2 separate regions of the Homo sapiens genome follow, and region 2 is linked to region 1. The links are chromatin loops, found by intact Hi-C in ENCODE. Cell type or tissue: B cell. All regions are shown on one strand. Links, peaks and the distances in the headings refer to the core of each region. The heading gives the core; the rest is flanking DNA.

Region 1 (5,389 bases), core at 242-5,241:
TTGGGATGTGGCTGGAACTCAAGCACCTAAACACTTTCAAAAGTGAGCAGTTCGTTTTCTAGGAATGTTCACTGATAAGACCCTTCCCCTTGCCTTACCATAAATAGTTACTTAAAGATCCTCCAATAATAAAAACCTCCCCTGCCAGTGCTTCTGCATACCAATCTACCCTCCTTAAGTGATAAAACTTGCTGCAAATCCCAGATTAGAGAGACAGATTTGAGTTATCCTCCTGTCTTCTTATAGGTGGACCTCACAACAAATCTTTTCTTTCCTCAAAAACTGGTGCCATATCATTGGCTTCTATGTGCATCAGACAGCAAGCCCATTGCTCAATGACGTTCTGACTACTACATTTCCTCAGTTCTAAGATGTCAAGTGCAAGACACATTTTTCATCTAAAAGTCATTTTAGAGGGTTTGGTGAGAAACCCAGCACACTGAAAGTACACCAAATTGTAAGGTGCATCTTTATTTCAGAGATATTAGCTTATTAACAACTACTCATCTTAAAATTGAGGAAATGTGATTTCCTTTTACCTTTGAATTTTTGTCACCTATAACAAAACTTCCCTTGTTGCAAACAAACCTGTAGAAGGGATAGCGTTACTGATATGGCAAACAGACATGCCACAACTCTAAGATCCCAAACCTTCTAAATGGTGATCAGATCGGTATGAGTACTTCAGTCATGCTGTGGATAAGAGAAACTTCTGTGGACCTTTCTAAGATCCCTATCTGATTCTCTATCAGTCATGTTGTGGACAAGAGAAACTTATGTGGACCTTACTAAGATCCCTATCTATTCTCTATTTATAAAGCATTCTTTGAGTGAAAAAAATTGTTTCCAGGCAAAGAGAAAATAACCTTCTTTCCTGATCCTCTAGAACTCTCTTTGTTACTTTGGTGACAGTGTCTGGAGTATATGAAAGAAGGGAATTCATGATACAGAGAGGATTTCACTCCCATCTGTTAGATTGGTGGTTCTCTAGTGCATCAGAATTACCTGGAGGGGATGTTATCCCACACATTTTGGACCCCACTCCAGAGTTCCAGAAGTGGTTAAGGTAGAGATGGGACCCCAGCATTTGCATTTCTAACAAGTTTCCAGGTGATGCTAAGGCAGCCAGTCCTGGAACTACACTTTGAGAATCACTGCTGTGGAGGCTTATTGGCCACAGGCCACGTGGTTTGCAAGAGGATAGAACTCCCTGTCTTGGGGACATCTGTCTTTTAGATTTGGTGATAAGCATAGGTTGACCTTTGTATGGATAAGGCATTCATAAGTCAGATGTTTCCATCCTTAAGGACCCATGCTTATCTATCCTACAGTTTTAACACAGCTTACCTATTTGCTTGTTTTGTTGTTGTTGTTGTTGTTTTTAAAGAATGAGTTTTAGATGATCGTCTTCCATTACTAAACTTCAGAGGAATAAAGTATAGGTTGCTTTTATCCAAGGGAAGAGAGGATGCTTAGCCAATTATTTCTTCCAATAGCTTTTGTTTTTATTATCTTGTCATTCAATAATCAATAGCCAGTGAAGAAAAATGAAAATTGTTGACTTCTGGAAGTCAGGAGTATTTTTATTATTACATACTGTTCATGACAGTTTTTAAAACAAATCTCATACAGTAACAAATAATCCCACTAGCTGTGTATAACCCCTAAATTGTAGGAAGAAATAGGCAACCGCAGGAGATTTGGAACCCACACGTTTCCCTCACCTCCTCTCCACAGGGCTTTGCCTTCCAGTGTCTACTTGGCCTTCCAGTGTCAGACAGCTTCTTGCACCTGACCCACTCAGCTGAGGACACAGATGTCAAAAAAAAAATCATAAATACAGAATTCCAGAAAATTTTACCAATATGTTATATTTGCTGTGGTTGCTTTATAGATTTTTAAAAATTATTGGTCCAGTAACAGGTCTGAAATTTAACCCTTCTCCTGCTTTTGAAGCATTTTTTAGGTAAGTAGTTTTCATGCTTTGATGTATATCATCAGAATTACCTGGGTGGTGGATCTGGAAATGTGTATTTTTAAAGTTGGTGTTTTTATTAATAGACTTTATTTTTTAGAACAGTTTTAGACTTACAGAAAATTAAGGCAATAATACAGAAGGTTATCCACACACACACATAGAGTTTCCCCTATTAACATCTTACATTAGTATGGTACCTTTGTTGCAATTAAGGAACCGATATTAATATATTATTATTAACAAAAGGCAATAGTTTACTTCAATTTCCTTAGATTTTACCTAATGCCTTTTTTCTGTTCTAGAATCCAATTCAGGATCCCATATTGTGTGTTTAGTTAATATGTCTCCTTATGCTGCTCTTGGCTGTGACCATTTCTCAGACTTCCCTTGTTTTTGGTGATCTTGACAGTTTTAAGGAGTACTGTAATATTCAAGTGTTTTGTAGAATTGCCCTATATTGGAATTTGTCTGATGTATTAGTCTCGAGTTATGAGTTTGGGGAAGGAGGATCACAGAGGTAAAGAACCACTGTCATCATAGTCTATAAAGGGTACATGTTGTCACATGACTTATGGGTGTGGTTGACCTTGAGCATTTGGCTTCAGTAGTATTAGACAGATTTCTACGTCGTAACGTTACTCTTTCATTTCCCCTTTTCATAACGTATTCATTGGAAGGAAGTCACTATATGCAGCCCACACCTAAGGAATGGGGAGTTATGCTCCCCCTCCATTAGGATGTAATCTACATAATTTGGAGTTTTCCTGCATAGGAGATTTATCTCCTCTCTATAATTTATTGCTTTATTCAATAATTTCTTTATGTCAGTATGGACTCATAGATATTTATTTTATACTTTGGGTTATACTCTAAAGTGACTTTATTTATGTTGTTTCTCAAAATATGCTAGCTTTGGCCAGTGGGAGCTCTTTCAGTTAGCTCATGTACACTTTTGACGTACCCCATCTGTGTGTGTGTGTGTGTGTGTCTGTGTGTGTGTGTGTGTGTTGAGTATTTACTTACCTTCTGGCACTACAAAATGCTCTACAGTCATTTCATGTAGTCACTGCCCCAGTCCTAGAATCAACCATTTCTCCAAATAGCCCTGGCGCCTTTTATTGAAGAATAGTATAAGAAACCAAGATTTGAGTGCTTGGTGTGCTCCTTACTACTGGATGTCATTTCTTTTACACCTTGTCAGCTCACAGAGCAAAGAAATACATGTGCATATAAGAAGCTGTGTGTGTAAATATACAGCTTGGAAACACCTGTATCTACTTTAAGTTAAACATGAGTTCTTACCGATGTCATCAACTCTACTCCATTACCACATGGATCATTCTCTCACTTACCTATCATCTCCCACTCAAACAGTAAGGAACCTGGCTCCCACCATCTGCAAATTCTTTTACAAAAAATTAATTGTTCAATTCCAGCAGACATGTATAGCAGTATCAGAATTGTTAATACTTCCATGAGAAACAACTTTTTAAAATAAAATACACTACTTAATGTGCCTTTAGCCTTATACACCCCATTCATTTCCAAAGTTACCTATGTCAGTGCCTTTTCTCCCTTCAGGGAATGAAATATTATTATGATATATATAATTATAATAAAAATATTATATATATAATTATAATAAAAATATTATTATTATTTGTTTTTTGAGATGGAGTCTCACTCTGTCTCCCAGGCTGGAGTGCAGTGGCACAGTCTCAGCTCACTGCAACCTTCGCCACCTGGGTTCAAGCAATTCTCCTGCCTCAGCCTCCCAAGTAGCTGGGATTGCAGGTGGCTGCCACCACGCCCAGCTAATTTTTGTAGTTTTAGTAGACACGGGTTTCATCACATTGGCCGGGCTGGTCTTGAAGTCCTGACCTCAGGTGATCCACCTGCCTAGGTCTCTCAAAGTGCTGGGAGTGAGGGCATTTTATACATTTATAATACAATTAGATTCTCTTGCCACAGTCTGCATTTTCTCCTGGGATCCCTGACCTCCTAAATTATTTATTAAATTTGCATACATTAAGGCTTATTCTTTATGTTGTAAAGTCATATGGGTTTTGACAAATGCATAATATCATGTATATATTGTCACAGTATCATACAAGATAGTTTTACTGCCCTAAAACATCCCTGTACTTCATGTATTCATGCTTTCTCCCACCCCAAGTCCTGGACAAACCACTGATCTTTTTATTGTCTATACGGATTTGTCCTTTCCAGAATGTCATACAGTTGGAATGAGAAAGTAGCCTTTTTAGACTGGCATCTTTCACTTACCTGTATGCATTTAAGCTTCCTCCATGTTCTTTTGTAGTTTGATAGCTAATTTCTTTTTATTGCTAAATGATATTCCATTGTATGGATCTACCACAGTTTGGTTATCCATCCATCTATTAAAGGACATCTTTATTATTTCTAGGTTTTACAATTATAAGTAAAGCTGCTATAAACATCTGCGTGCAGGTTTGTGAACATAAGCTTTCAGCTCAATTGAGTAAATACCCAGGAGTATGATTGCTGAATAGTATGATAAGATTATGTTTAGCTTTGTAAGAAACTGCCTGTCTTCCAAAGTGGCTGTACCATTTTGCATTCCCACTAGCAATCAATAAGAGTTTCTGTTGCTCTGCATCCTCACGATCATTTAGTGTTATTGGGTTTGTTTTTTAAAAGATATTAGTCACTCTAACATATGTGTAGTGATATACCATTGTTTTAATTTGCAATTCCCTAATGATGCATGATGTTAGAGCATCTTTTTATGTACTTCTTTGCATATATCCACTTTTGTAGTGTCTGGAAATTTGTATTTTTTAACGATTCTTCTGAATGATTCTGATGAAGACCAAAATTAAAGGGCCATTATTCCAGACTCATCATTTGCCACTCACCTCAACTTAGCCACTTGCCTCCAATTATAGCATCTTAGATACCAATAGGGACTCTTTCCCCTTTACCTCACTTCACAGCGAAACATTTTGGTCTTTAAATTTTCACCACTTATAATGAGCAATCTATTTGAATAGGAGGGTGATCTATTCCCAAAGGCCTAAAAGGGAGGTAAACATGAGGATGCCTATATCTGAGGATGGGCTAAAGTTTATACTTGCAGCTTATGGACTCACTAATTTTTACAATTTGATGAATTCTTACTCACTGAAGTTTGATTCTATGGGCCATGGTCATCTGGCCCACCTATCCAGGATCTCTCCATGTGAGGATAGCGGGTGCCATAGCTTTTGATTCACAATTCAGAACACATGATTTTTCTATGAAATTATAGATCTTTAATAAATGAGAATGTTTAAGTCCATTTGTAAACAGCATAGCACACAATCTAGAATAAGGCTTAAAACTCGAGTAGAAAACAGGTAGTTTCACTATAAACATCAATCGTTGGAC
Region 2 (5,389 bases), core at 244-5,243, 93 kb before region 1:
CCTGTGAGGATGCCCTTTATACAATTGCCTTTGACTGATGCTAAATGGGTAGAAACCACTGCCATGTCATTTCTGTAGCAATTTCTGGATAATCACTTGGGGCCAACCCTGATTCAATATCTGACTTATAGAGCCCAAAAATGTTCTTTAAATTTGATCTTTAATGGAAAAAAGAAATAAGTGAAAAATATTTGGGGCACCTTAGTGGCAAACCATACCTGCTTCATGAAATATTAGTTTAGGCCTATTACATAGGTTTCATACAGTTGTGGTCTTGTTGAAGTATAATTCCTCCTCCCCAGAGATTAGGAGAGCTCTGATAGCAACAGCTATAAACAGGTCTTGATTCTGCTTTAAGGGTTGATTTTCCTTGTCCGAATTCATTCGTTCCCCTTCTAGGATTCCAATTCGTCTGTGACAATTACTTCATTTATGGGTCAATATTTATAGACAACCCTTTTTTTCTATTGCTAGAGAGTTAGGGGTAAATAAGACAGACAAAAATCTTATTCTTCACAGAGTTTGCAATTTCCTTCTGACTTTGTTCACTATCTAATGCTTTCTGAAAGTACACATCCAAAATAAAGCATGCTATTATTCCTAGCTGTAGAGAATGTATTTGTTATCCTTGTGATTGCCTTTTGGCCATGTGCACATTGGAACTTTGTGTCCAAAGCTGCACTTTCTCCCCTACCTGGTAAGAACAGCACCTACATTTATGTAAATGGCCACAGGGTCAGTGGCATTACAAGCCACATTTCCAGTTCCCTGAGCAGCCTCTCTTCCTGTTAAGACTGATGACACGAACCCCCTCATTGCTATTATACCTCAGTGCTCTCTCCTCCCTCCCAAGGTCCCTGACCCTTGTAGTTGCTCTCATGCTATTCCCTGCTGGAACAATTCCTCTTATTCTCTGAGTGCCACTAGGAAGAATGACACCTACCTCCAAGAAACTCTCACCCATCTCTGTACGCATTTGCACTTCTCTCTAAACCCATCTCAAAATCTGAGCCCAGAGAGGAGAATTTAAAATCAAAATTATGACTAAAGCAGCACAGAAAATACTTCTTTCTTTCCTCTAGTACACAGGTTACACTGTAGCTCAGAAATCAAGATAGGAGAGAATTTCAAGAAAGATAGGGTGATGGACTCAGAGAACTCGCTTCCATTTTGGCAGGTCCTCCGGTCCTCACACTGTCCCCACCCATGTATGAAAATCTAGAGCAAATCATTCTATACCTTCCTTTTTAAAAACCAAAGAAATATTCCCACTTGTATTCAATTGGATTCTGTTTATCTAAGACAATTTTTTTTTAAGAAAAGTATAGTGCTTAAAAGGATACCTACCTAGCCCTGCTGATACATTTTTGGTAGGGATACTTTTTTGAGTCATATACTTTTAGGCATAAACATTTCTATTATTTTCCTAATAATGTTTGAGCTAATAATTTCAGCCTCATTTAGGGAAGACTCCCTGTTTAACCTATCTAGACATCTTCTTTTCTTTTTTAACCAACATTAATTATAAAATTATAAGGAATCTTTCCAATTAAGAAAATGATGAATCAAATCAAACCTAAAAAATATTTCTTTAAAAATATTATTTTATGCTACAAAAATAACAGGGCTAAAGTCCAAGTCAAATAATTTTAAAATGAATGATTTCAAATGAAATAATATTTCCTTTCCAGAAGCACCGATGAAAAGTAAATGGTTTACTTCACTGAGGCTCCCAGGGGAAAAATAGTTACCCACAGTCATTATGTTTAATATTAGAAATAAATGCTGCTCTCAGTTTGAAGCTTGGTTCTTTTTCTAATTTTTAGGGAGTCAGAAGTTTAAATCTTTTATTAAAAATTTATATGGCAATTGCTACTCTCTTATTTTCTTTTTTCTCTTCCCCTTATCTTTCATACATTTTGTATAATAAGGAAGCAATTCCTCTGCTATTAAAAACTGCTTTTAACAAGAGACAGAGATGTTTTCAACTGCAAGAAGAAGTGACCGAATAATATATTTCATTTCAATGTAGAACAGAGAGATTTTGCTCAATGGTCAAGAAAAGTAAAATCCATTTCACTGAAACATAAAAATCGATTTTGTAGCTCTCGTGGCTCTACAGCAGTTAGGCTCTCATCAAGAACATGGTTTCACATTACAATTTATAAAGTTCACGGAGTGAGATCAAAAGGGTTTTTTCCCATAAAGTAAAACCGGTGCCCCCAAATTCCCACCAACACATGTTTAAAGAAAACTTTCATGTCAACATGGATTACCTTATCTTGATTTATTTTAGATGCGGAATTTGTAACTTCAATTAAATAAGGAATAAATATTCAATTATGAAGTTTTTTAAACCCTGAGGCTTCGATGTAGAAGGAAAGTAATAAATTAATCCAATAGAACAAAGATTACACATTGCTATCTTCTGACTCTACCTAATTATCTCAGAATATAAAGTGCATCAGAAATTCAACAGAGAGTTAGGAAGAATTATCAGGATATACAGTGATTAGTAATTAATATACTCCCTAAATGAAAGTGAGTTTTGCACAGTTTCTATGTGAATAGTTATCATTTCGATTCTTAGTGAAATTTCATGCATAATATCTAAAGTTCTGAATCTCTGGAAGTGAAAAGAAAAAATGCTCTCCCTTAAAAATAAACTGGTTTTGGCTGAGTGCAGCGGCTCACACTTCTAATCCTAGCATTTCGGGAGGCTGAGGCGGGTGGATCATTTGAGCCCAGGAGTTCAAGACCAGCCTGGGCAACATGGCAAAACCCCGACTCTACTAAAAATACAAAAATTACCCAGGCGTGGTGGTGCACACCTGTAGTCCCAGCTCCTCAAGGGGCTGAGGCCAGAGGATCACTTGAACCCATTAGGTCGAGGCTGCAGCAAGCTCCAATCTTGCCACTGCACTCCAGCCCGGGTGACAGAGTGAGACCCTGTCTCAAAAAAAAAAAAAATTAAATAAACAAAAATAAAAAATAAACTCGTTTTAATCAGTATTCATCCAAATCTGCAAATTCCAAGAATGAACTTTAACAGCACTCCAGCCTGGGTGACAGAGTGAGACCCTGTCTCAAATAAATAAATAAATAAAAATTAAAAATAAACTGGTTTTCATCAGTATTCATCCAAATCTGCTAAATTCTGAGAAAGAACTTTAACAGCAGAGTTGACATTCCCTTTCTATATTCAGAGAAATTGTAAGTACAAAATAATTGTGTGCAGCCCAGTTCTACCCTTTCCATCCAAAAATGACCCAGGAAATTTCCCACGGAATGGCTCCTCTTCTCAATTTCCTTCCCATTTTAGCCAAATAGCTGGTCATAATGATGTTTGCTTGCTGAAGCAATGTCGTAAGTTCCAGCAAGAGTCCACCAGCTCAATATAACGGTAAACACAGGAGACTGAGAGCAGAAAACCAGGGTTCTAGTTCAGCCTCCCTTACATCTGGCTGTATGACATGGGATAATCTCTTGGATCTTGGTGGGTTTTTGTTTGCTTGTTTGTTTTGTTGTGTTTTGTTGTTTTCCTACTAAGTAAATTGGGCTAGATTATTTGTAAAGTTTGTCCCAATGCAAAATTCTGGTTCTATAGGCACTCCCACTCTCTCTCAGTCCATTAGACTCAAAATTATGGAAAATTTGACTACATTGTTTTCCTCCAAATTATCACCAAGCATTGTCTGTTTGTTTTCATCTTTGCCTTATCCTCTTAGGCATGGTCTGTAACTTTGTTAAATTCATTCTTCCCACGCTGTCTACTTCTCATCAGATTTCCTAGCTCTGAATCTTCAGTGGTTCCTCGTAGCCTACCCTATTGTAGACTCTTCATAAAAGATGATAATATAATACACTGTGTGAAATAACTTGGCTCCAATTCATCAATCCGACCTTATTTTCCACTTCTCCAATACAGCAGAGACCATTGGCTCTTTTCTACTCCAACCTTCTATTTGCCGTTGTCCTTCATCTTAAAACTACTCATTCTCACTCCCATTCTTAGCCTGTCAAATAAACTTCTACACGTTTTTCAAACTCTTTATTCAAGTACTCAAGACTTCCTGCCTTCAACTAGTATGATGTAGCATAGCATAGTGGTTACAGATGCCTTTACTGAAGCCAGATTGCCTAGGTTCTGGCTAGGTTCAACTCCTGGTTCTGTCACTTGCTAGTTCTGGAAATTTGGATGTGTTATCTCATCTTCCTGTGCTTTGGTCTACAGAGTGGGGATAAAGTAGACCCCTATTGAAACCTATTGGATTGAGTTGCTATGAGGTTAATAAGTTAATATGTGTAAAGTACTTGGAACAGTGCCCAGCACACAGTAGGCACGCTGAAAGCGTTTGCATTCATCAATACACCAGCTCCCTGTGGCATGCTTTGTCGGTAGCATATATTAAGGCACATGTATTTTTTTTTTTTTTTCTGACAGAGTCTCACTGTTGCCCAGGCTGGAGTGCAGTGGGACAATCTCATGGCAACCTCCGCCTCCTGGGTTCAAGCGATTCTCCTGCCTCAGCCTCCCGAGTAGCTGGGATTACAGGCATGTGCCACCACACCCGGCTAATTTTGTATTTTTTTTAGTAGAGACGGGGTTTCTCCATGTTGGTCAGGCTGGTCTCAAACTCCTGATCTCAGGTGATCCGCCCGCCTCGGCCTCCCAAAGTGCTGGGATTACAGGCGTGAGCCACTGCGCCCAGCCAAGACACATGTATTTACTTGTCTCTACCACTCGCTTCTATCTCTCTTAAATAGTTAGAAAGTAAAGGGGAAAACAAGTATGATGCCACTGTTATTCCCACCCTCTCCATGGGCACAGAGTACTGTTCAAACTCTTGGGGTTTACAACCAGAGAGAGAAATATGAAACTGTGGAGAGAAGCCATAATGATAATTAAAGGTTTGGAAAGTGATGATTAGGAGGAAAGACTAAAGAACAAGGACTAATAACCCCAGAAAAGAAAAGATGACAGTTACTTGCATAAAGGTCTTTAAAATACAAAAGGCCCTTGAAAACTCCCTGGTAATTGTTTGCTGTTCACATTTGACTATTAACTGCCTTAGGTTTTAACCATAGCCTTTCTTCTTCCTTTCCCTCTCCATAGCTGCTTTTATGTCATTCTCATTCTGGTCCCACTGCCTGGCTTACCTTAACCATATGCCAGGCAGTCATATGTATTATTCAGATTCCTCACTACAATTCTGGAAGGCGGATTTTATTAAGCTTTTTTAATTAAAGCTGATGACGATTAGTTAAATTGGCCACAGTCATGAACCCAAGCCAGTAAGTAGCAGTACAGGCATTCAAACCCAGGTCTATCTGATGCCAGAATCTAAGATCAACTGATGACACACACGTGATTTCTCCTTATGATTGA

Evidence for each region. A loop is a pair of places that touch in the nucleus more often than their neighbours do. Peaks named below come from ENCODE experiments on the same cell type or tissue, not always from the same donor. Only the 100,000 strongest peaks of a DNase experiment are listed, where the experiment ranks them.
Region 2: it touches region 1 in a loop (2.4-fold over the local background); 1 of 110 quality-filtered maps calls a loop at or near these places.

Annotation. Positions count from the first base shown.
Region 1 is chr1:108,072,656-108,078,044 of GRCh38, forward strand. It overlaps LINC02785 (long intergenic non-protein coding RNA 2785), which reads left to right. Exons shown (of 4, transcript XR_001738173.3): 3 at 1-42; 4 at 1,738-2,736. Among named protein-coding and RNA genes, the nearest start is that of LINC02785, 11 kb to the left of the region's middle. In B cell, for the core only: no CTCF peak of the experiment used is centred there; a DNase peak (open chromatin) is centred at 2,566; H3K27ac peaks cover 2,544 bases.
Region 2 is chr1:107,979,292-107,984,680 of GRCh38, forward strand. The region is part of intron 1 of VAV3-AS1 (VAV3 antisense RNA 1); the gene reads left to right. Among named protein-coding and RNA genes, the nearest start is that of VAV3, 17 kb to the left of the region's middle. In B cell, for the core only: no CTCF peak of the experiment used is centred there; no DNase peak of the experiment used is centred there.